Regions from separate parts of the Homo sapiens genome. Here region 2 is linked to region 1. Evidence: read pairs that join two places in POLR2A ChIA-PET (ENCODE). Cell type or tissue: Panc1. All regions are shown on one strand. Links, peaks and the distances in the headings refer to the core of each region. The heading gives the core; the rest is flanking DNA.

Region 1 (4,171 bases), core at 525-3,024:
TTATTTGTAAATTACCCAGCCTCAGGTATTCTGTAATACGAACAGAAAACAAACTGAGATAGTGCATTACTGTTCAGCAAAAAGCAGTTAGCTATTGAAGGGGGAGCTACTGAGATGAGCCCTCCACCTCAGGATGCTGCTGTAGCAGGGCTGTGCCAGGCAGATGAGAGAGCCGAAGGCTGGAGTCCAGGTCATTTCTAGGCTAACCAGGGAGGGGGACTCTGGTGCAAAAGATGTGGGAGTGGGGGCCCCTTTCTCGATATCATAGGTAACCCCATACTGGTTACCAACTTGACTTTCTGTGAGTGGCATAGCTCACCCTCACTACTTTCCCTGCGGCCCACCACCCCCACACTGGCAGGCTAACTGCATGGTACGCCCTGGGGGGAATAGGCTGAGAATTCTGAGCCTCAACTCCACCCAGTCTTGGAAATTCTAGCCCTTTATCTCTTTGCCCCTATAACCTGTATCAGAAGCTTAGATTAATCGCTGAGGGACTGCACCCAGGGAGGGATGGGGTGTTACTGGGGAAACTGGATTTACCCTCTAGTTGCTAGGTCTGGCTCCAAGTTCTAGGTTTCCTCATTCCAAGTTCTAGGACCCTTGATATGAGCCATTCCTCTGGACCCTTTCCTCAGGGAGTTTGGTGAGGAAAGAACATGTTAGCATATCCTTAGAGACTGCTGTGGCCTAAGAATAGAAAAAGAGGAAATCACTGCATTGTGGGGGATTCCAGTCCCTCCACTTCTTGCTTCTCTTGGGCCCAGAGAGAAGCTGTTTTCCTTTACAAACAGTGCAGTGCATACATCCAGGGCATAAGAGTTTTGTTCTTTCCTGCGCTTTGAGGAGACTACAGTGTATTTTGCCTTAAATATATGCCCCAACATTTACCAGCTTCACAGTCTGCATATTTCACTTCTAACACTGAGGTTAAAACAAAAATGAATACAATATTTTTTAGACGTGAATGAAATCAACAAGTTTTGTTTTGTTTTTTAAACTTTTGCCATAAACTGTGACTAGTTTTAATGATTTCACAAATTGCTATCTCTAAATTCTAGGAATGTGTGTTTGAGGCTCCCCTATTTTGAGATTATAGACAGGCCAAAGATACAATCTGAACAAATTTTTTATCAAGATAAGGGATGGGGGCTGGTGACATAGAATAAGGGTGTTTCCAAGAGGGTTCAGGACTGGGAGGGAAAATAATCCAAAGTTGTGACCTGTGTTGGACCAACAGTGAAACAAAAACAGCATAAGCTTCCTCTTAGAGAGTTGTGGGAACCTAGAAGTTCCTCTTATGCGAACACCTTCACTTAACAAGTGAGAAACATTAAAACTGAAAGAGAAATTTTCCTAAGCCCTGTTATAAGAAATAAATGTGTAGGAACAGATTACAAGGCAGTATCTATAGTTTTAAGGGTTGGTTCATCAAGCCTATGTTTTGTTGATCTACTAACTACAAATTTGAATGCGAGAGGGACCAATATATAAAAATCCATTCCTTGTCTGAGTTCTTCAACCTGCAAACACACTCAATGATAACAGAAGAATATCAGGATGTGTCTATTGCAAGCTGTTTGTCTTATTTCAGCCTATTAGCATCCCTGGGAGGACGGCATTATCACCTAGTTGTAAAGATGAGGAAACTTGTTTGGCTAAAGTGACTCAACTTGTAAGATATCAAAGTGTGATGTGTCTGGCTTCCAAGCCTAATGTTTTCAGTTGCAACGTAACTTTTTCTATGTTGATTTCCCATTAGCGCTAGGTCTACATGTGAAAATTTCAGTTCTAATTTCCGTTTTAGGAATGGTTCACACTCTGAATCATGTGAGGTTCCTTACGTGGCTTGCGACCAACTGGCCATTACAGTTAATCCCTCGAATCTCTTCCAGGGTATCACCAAATCATTCTCCAAATAAAATTATTCAAAAATCAAATCCAAGGATAAGAAAAAAGTGAGCAGAGGGGAGTCCATTAAGTTTCATCTTCTTCCAATTAGTTCAACACTCTTCACTTATTTGGCTGTTCCAAAGATATTTTGTCCTGCTTAAAAATAGAGGTGCGGCCAGGCATGGTGGCTCACGCCTGTAATCCCAGCACTTTGGGAGGCTGAGGTGGGCGGATCACGAGGTCAGGAGATCGAGACCTTCCCGGTGAACACTGTGAAACCCGTCTCTACTAAAAACAGAAAAAAATTAGCCGGGTGTGGTGGCGGGTGCCTGTAGTCCCAGCTACTCGGGAGGCTGAGGCAGGAGAATGGCATGAACCTGGGGGGCGGAGCTTGCAGTGAGCGGAGATTGCGCCACTGCACTCCAGCCTGGGCAACAGAGCGAGACTCCATTTCAAAAAAAAAAAAAAAAAAATGAGGTGCAAGGTGCAACAACATTCCATTCAAAAAACAGCTAGCATATCTTCTGGCATTTTTAAAAAAGAAGTTTAACCCAGAAATCCTATAAGATTCTTTTTTTTTTTTTAAATTTTAGACAGAGTCTCCCTCTGTCACCCAGGCTGGAGTGTAGGAGTGTAGTGGCGCTATTTCGGCTTACTGCAACCTCCACCTCCCTGGTTCAAGTGATTCTCCTGCCTCTGCCTTCTGAGTAGCTGGGAGTACAGGTGCATGCCACCACATCTGACAATTTTTTTTTTTGTATTATCAGAAAAGTCAGGGTTTTGCCATGTTGACTAGGCTAGTCTCGAACTCTTAGCCTCAAGTGATCCTCCCACCTCAGCCTCCCAAAGTGCTGGGATTACGGGTGTGAGCCACTCACCCGGCCAATTCTGTAAGATTCTATAAGTTCTCCTGCACTTGCCAGGTGTGGCAACTCATGCCTATAATCCCAGCACTTGGGGAAGCTGAGGCAGAGGCCAGGAGTTCTAGGTTACAGAGAGCTATGATCGTGCCACTGCACTCCAGCCTAGGCAACAGAATGAGACCCTATCTCTATTTTTTAAGAAGGGAGGGTACTGGTTGAGGTGGCTTACACCTGTAATCTCAACGCTTTGGGAGGCCAAGGTGGCAGGATTGCTTGAGGCCAGGAGTTTGACACCAGCCTGGACAACATAGCAAGACCTCGTCTCTGCTAATATATATATATATATTTTTTTTAATTAAATGAGCATGGTGATGTGTGCCAGCTGAGCTTAAGTCCAGGAGTTCAAAACTGCAGTGAACTATGATCATGCCACTGCACACTCCAGCCTGGGCAACAGAACAAGACCCTGTCTCAAAACAAAACAAAACAAAAACAAACAAAAAACCACAAAGTTTTCTGCAGTTGATCATGAGAGGCAAGCTGTCTCTTAAACTGAGAGCAGAAAAGCAATGGCAAGGAATATAGGAAACTTTTCTGATATCTTCAAGGTGGTAGAAATTTTATAGTGGAAAAATACACTGCAATGCATTCTGTAGTTAATGAAACCATTTGTTCTTTAACAAATACTTATTGAGTACTTATGATGGATTAGACACTATCAAACTTGCAATATAGCCTCATAATTGAGATCTGAAATAAATAAAGATTTAGGAACTCTTACCTCACTAACCTGGAAATATGATCTTAGCAGTAAGCTGTATATTTCCATCCAGTGATGATAAAGAAAAAAGGGGAAAAATTTTGTTGTGGAAGCCATACATGTTGATAGTAGTTGCAAGGAATAACAGCACACACTTCTTATGAACTTGAAATAATGCTTCAAGCATTTCTTGCTTTCCACACAAATATATATCCGGCCACAAATGTAAACACTGTCCTCCCACATAGTCCTGGCATTGCAGAAAGAAAGAAGCATGAAACAAGGAGATCTCACCTCATGACCTCTGTATCCCAGCTCACACACGGTAACAGGACTTTCCTGATACATTTTAGTGAAAGTTCAATCAGATATCCTTGAATGATATACATACTTTTAAATACAAAGAAAAGGAAAATACTTTTATGATATTTTAAATTTGATCCTCTAGAAAGAAAATAGATTTCAGTGATTATACTATCACTATTACTATTGCTGTTACTACCTTAGACATAAATAACAGAAAACATTTTTCTTAGAAAAAGTCAGAGGGTTTCTGACACAGAAAGTGAAACACAGATTATTATTATTTTTTATTTTTTTGAGACAGAATCTTGCTCTGTCACCCAGGCTAGACTGCAGTGGTACGATCTTGGCT
Region 2 (4,171 bases), core at 843-3,342, 140 kb before region 1:
GCATTCCTTATCACTTTGAGAAGTTCAGCTAGGATATTTAGGGGATGAACTGCATTCTTACGAATTCTTTATCATGATTACACTCCTATCTAGTATAATTTGAAGATAAAGTAGGGCCTTTGGAGGTAGACTAGCATAGGTTTGAAATGTTTCCTTCATTCATTATCAGCTGCCAAGAGTAACCTGGGGACGATTCCGTGCTTCGTAAACATGGTCTCTTCATATACATGCTGATATACAGGAAAGACCTTTGCAGAACTCCATGAAAGTTTGTTTTTTATTATTGTACTAAAAATTACATATACCTGACCAGACACAAAACTAAGCTGTAAGTTTTCTTTAAACCTCCTTAATATTTTGTCCTTTAAGCATAAGCGATGTTGCAAAGCACCCCTTTAATTTATCCTGTGTAAACAATCACTATAGTCTGCAAAATAGATTGCATTTCTTATGAAATCCACTTTGTAATAACATTTTGTATACAGAATGATGCATTCAGTGAATGAGGTAATTAATGCTAAAGGATAAAAAGATTATTTAAAAAATTTACCAAACTATACCTTGCTTCCTCAGTAGCTATGCATAGGTAAGTCTGTTATTCTGAAATTATGGTTGACTGAAAGAATAAATATAAAAGATAGTGGGAGGTATCCATCAAAAATGTCTTTATCTTTTTAAACACTGGTATGCACTCTATAAGGAGTAAGCAACAGTGACAATTTTTCCCTAATCACTAAATGATTATTAACCATTTGTAAGAAGAGTTAACCTGTCCTTAATTTGTTTGAACCCATAGGGCCATGAACAAACACCATAATAGAGTGAAGAAAGCAATGCCAACGTAGACCAATTTTATCACTAATATAGAACTGCCCTGGGACAGAGTATGCCCAGATATGAGTTCTCAGAAAAAGCCACAGAACTCTTCTGTAAACTCCTATATCAACTATATCCTACCTTCTCTTCTGCCTCAGCTTGCAGTAGCAGAAAAAGTTTACATGTGTTTGTATATTCACTGAACAGTAGCCCTCAAAGAATAGGGAATTCTCACATCTTTTCAAAAAGAGCCACTTAAAGAAAATACATTCTAAGTGCTTTAATTCAGATTTAAATGGCTACATTGCGAGATATTATTCCATATAATTGGAGTAATTGTGAATTTATACAGATTTTCAACAGTGGCACTGTGCAACCATTGATAAAATACAGGGGCTGGGGGGATAAAACCAGTATTGCCTGGATCCAGTGACATTTTCCCATGCTCACTTTTTCCAGTTGTGTAGCAATGACCATATTCTCTAATAACATCAGCATACTTTTATGCTTTGGTCTTTTTCCTTTTCATTAGGAGAATACTGGAATTCATGCTGTAGAATGGTTCCTTTTATACCCCAGCCCACTTGTTCAACGACATTCCTGTGATTTTACTATCTAATATGTTGTGGCTATAACCAGAGAATGCAAAATCTGTCTTCCTGAGAGCCTTGGCCTCTATGTTTTCTACCAAATCATACCTCCATTTTCTCTATAAAGGCTGTTGGTACACCCACAAATGTCATCTGTTTGTGATGAGCAGAACTGAGGCACTTTTGTTCTGATGCTTACATTTGTTCACATGAATAGAAGTTCCTCACTTGAAAGTGATTTGCACATAGGTTGAGGAACTGTGAATGAAATCACTCAACCTAGAGGCTGGCATTCTTCATGCTGCTGGCTGTTGATTTCTTCATCTTCTCCCTGAAGACCCTGCATGAGTGGTGAGTATCCATAAAGGCACCAGGAGACCCAGACACCTCTGTGGCAGCCAAGCAGGTGTTACCCTGCAGGACTTAAGAGGGATCTTAAGAGCAAGAGAAGGAAGGAGTGACTTCTCTCACCAGTGGTCAGAGCAGAAGGTGCAGAGCAGCAAGTTGCAGGTGCTGGCAGTGATGGCTTCTGAACTGAAGAGCAACCAAACCCTCCCATGTAACCCTGTCACCACAGCTCAAAGGGAGGTTTTCTTGCCCCCCAGTAGAAGGGAACTGACAGCGCCTGTATGGCTTTGCATCCTGAAGATACTGTAGTTGTTGCGTCTGTTGGGGAAGCATCAAGAAAATTAGATTGTTCCAACATTCAAGCTCTTCCATATTAGCTTTGTGTTCCATTTGATGTCAAACAATAGGTTGAAAAATTAGCTTAATTCTAAGCTTATATGTATATAGGGAATTTTATCAATTATTAGCACCATTATAACTTGTTAAACAGTGAACTTATAGTTGAATGTGATCTATTAGATGGCTGCTTAACATTTGCTCGAGAATAATCTATTAGTCATCTAAGCACAAAGCAGCTATTTGAAAATTTGTTGAGTAAATGACATCTCTTTGACAGAAATATCTGCATAATTGCAGTGTGTTATACATGCTCGTTATAGCCTAACTACACGTCTGTTTGAATTTGGGTTTTTCTTTTTTTTTTTCTGTCTGCATAACACACATGCAGACATCATAGTGTGAATACTTACTGTTATGATCTTGGAGAAAAGTGTATCTGTCAACTCTTTAACAGCCTAAGCATACTAAAGGTAGTTTGTAAGCAACACATAACTTTGAACATGGAAAAATTAAGTTTGCTTTTAATGAAATTCTAATTTTGTAACTTGCTGAGAGTTATTTTTAGAGAGTGGTAACTGTTGAAGAAAAAGAAGCTTTTTTTTTCTTTCAAATCCTGAAATGTAATTGGTAGTCATTAATTAAATTTTATAAAATAGATGTTCCTTTCAAAAGCAATCTCAAACAATAGTACATTTTAAAGTCTGGATCTCTTTCCCAGCAGCCCAGGGTGTTTTGAAGATAGGAGAACAAGGGAAGTACTTTAAGCTGTAAAGTCTTGCAGGGTAGCAGTTAAGTGCTTAAGGCACTGCATTCTTGATGCAGCGTCCTGTTACAGTAATATTATGAAAAAAAGCTACAGGGAATTCTCATACATGTCTAATACATATAGCTTTAATGTTCACATGGCTGGACCCATTCACAAATGGAATCTGTGGGTCAGATGTAGTTTGCAAGCCACTATTATTAAGCTGTTTTCCTTTTACTATTAAGTAATGTTGTTCCTTGTTAATATTATGAATGCGTGTGTTCTTTGCTCTCTCTGTAAATCTTTTGTTCCATTCATTTTTTTTTTTTTTGGCCTTACAAGAATGTGGGGGGAGGATATCCCTATCCACAAATCAAGTACTTTAAATAGCCAGGCTAGAGCTGAATGAAGGAAATCAGTCTAGATAACATCTTTGTGAAATGTATGCCTATGAACTCTGCGTCACACAATACAAAGGAAATTGCCATTGTCCTGCACAAGTTAGGTGAACAAAGCACATAAAAAATCCTGTTCTGGTTGCCATACATATTCCTGTGCAGCTGAAACTAGAATTCCAAACGCCACAGAAACGGCCAGGCTTAAGTGACTAACTTGCAAATCAGAGAGTGCAGGTTTTACATTGATAATACAGAGAGACCTGTAATCATTCATCACAGTGGTACTACATTTATTGATACTGAGCACTGCAAATCATAAACAATAAGGATTACATGACCACTGCTGCTACGGTGACTACTACTGCCATCACCGCCACCCTCCCTAGTGCTATTGAATAATGCTTATTAAGTTCTTTCAGCCAGCAACTGTGCTATGTACTTTAGTGTCATTCATCATATTTAATCACCCCAGCAACCCAATGAGGAATCCACTTTATAGAATTAAGGAAATTGAAGTTTAAATTGCTACCAGGTCACACAGCTTACGCATACCTGGTCTCATACTTGATCTCAGAGGTCTTTCTGGCCCCAAAGCCCTGTTCTTCCCCCACTATCTTGAACTTCCTTTCCCTGTATGTGAAGGGAATGGAACTCACCAGGTACCAAGATGTCACCTCCTAACCCTTACAAAGCCCAGTGAGTTATTTGGAGGAGAATTTTTCCCAAGGCCAAAAAGCTGCCCGTGTAATACTCCAAAGTAACTTCCATATCCTGGAAAGAGCAACTACAATCAAAGATAGCACCTTACAAACATCCTTCTTTTATTTAAAAAAATTAATTTTTTTTTAAAAGCTACCACCACCAACAGTTCTTCCCAAGATCAGAGATACCTGCACATCTGGCAATAAGCCCAGACATACCAAACTGTGTATTAT

Evidence for each region. Peaks named below come from ENCODE experiments on the same cell type or tissue, not always from the same donor. Only the 100,000 strongest peaks of a DNase experiment are listed, where the experiment ranks them.
Region 2: POLR2A ChIA-PET joins it to region 1 with 5 read pairs; 4 of 35 experiments call an interaction of 5 or more read pairs at or near these places.

The regions. Positions count from the first base shown.
Region 1 is chr12:66,071,021-66,075,191 of GRCh38, forward strand. No RefSeq gene overlaps it. Among named protein-coding and RNA genes, the nearest start is that of LINC02425, 42 kb to the left of the region's middle. In Panc1, for the core only: no CTCF peak of the experiment used is centred there; no DNase peak of the experiment used is centred there.
Region 2 is chr12:65,933,058-65,937,228 of GRCh38, forward strand. The region is part of intron 3 of HMGA2 (high mobility group AT-hook 2); the gene reads left to right. HMGA2-AS2 (HMGA2 antisense RNA 2) reads right to left here. Exons shown (of 4, transcript NR_199060.1): 4 at 261-2,072. Among named protein-coding and RNA genes, the nearest start is that of HMGA2-AS2, 14 kb to the right of the region's middle. In Panc1, for the core only: no CTCF peak of the experiment used is centred there; no DNase peak of the experiment used is centred there; H3K27ac peaks cover 2,384 bases.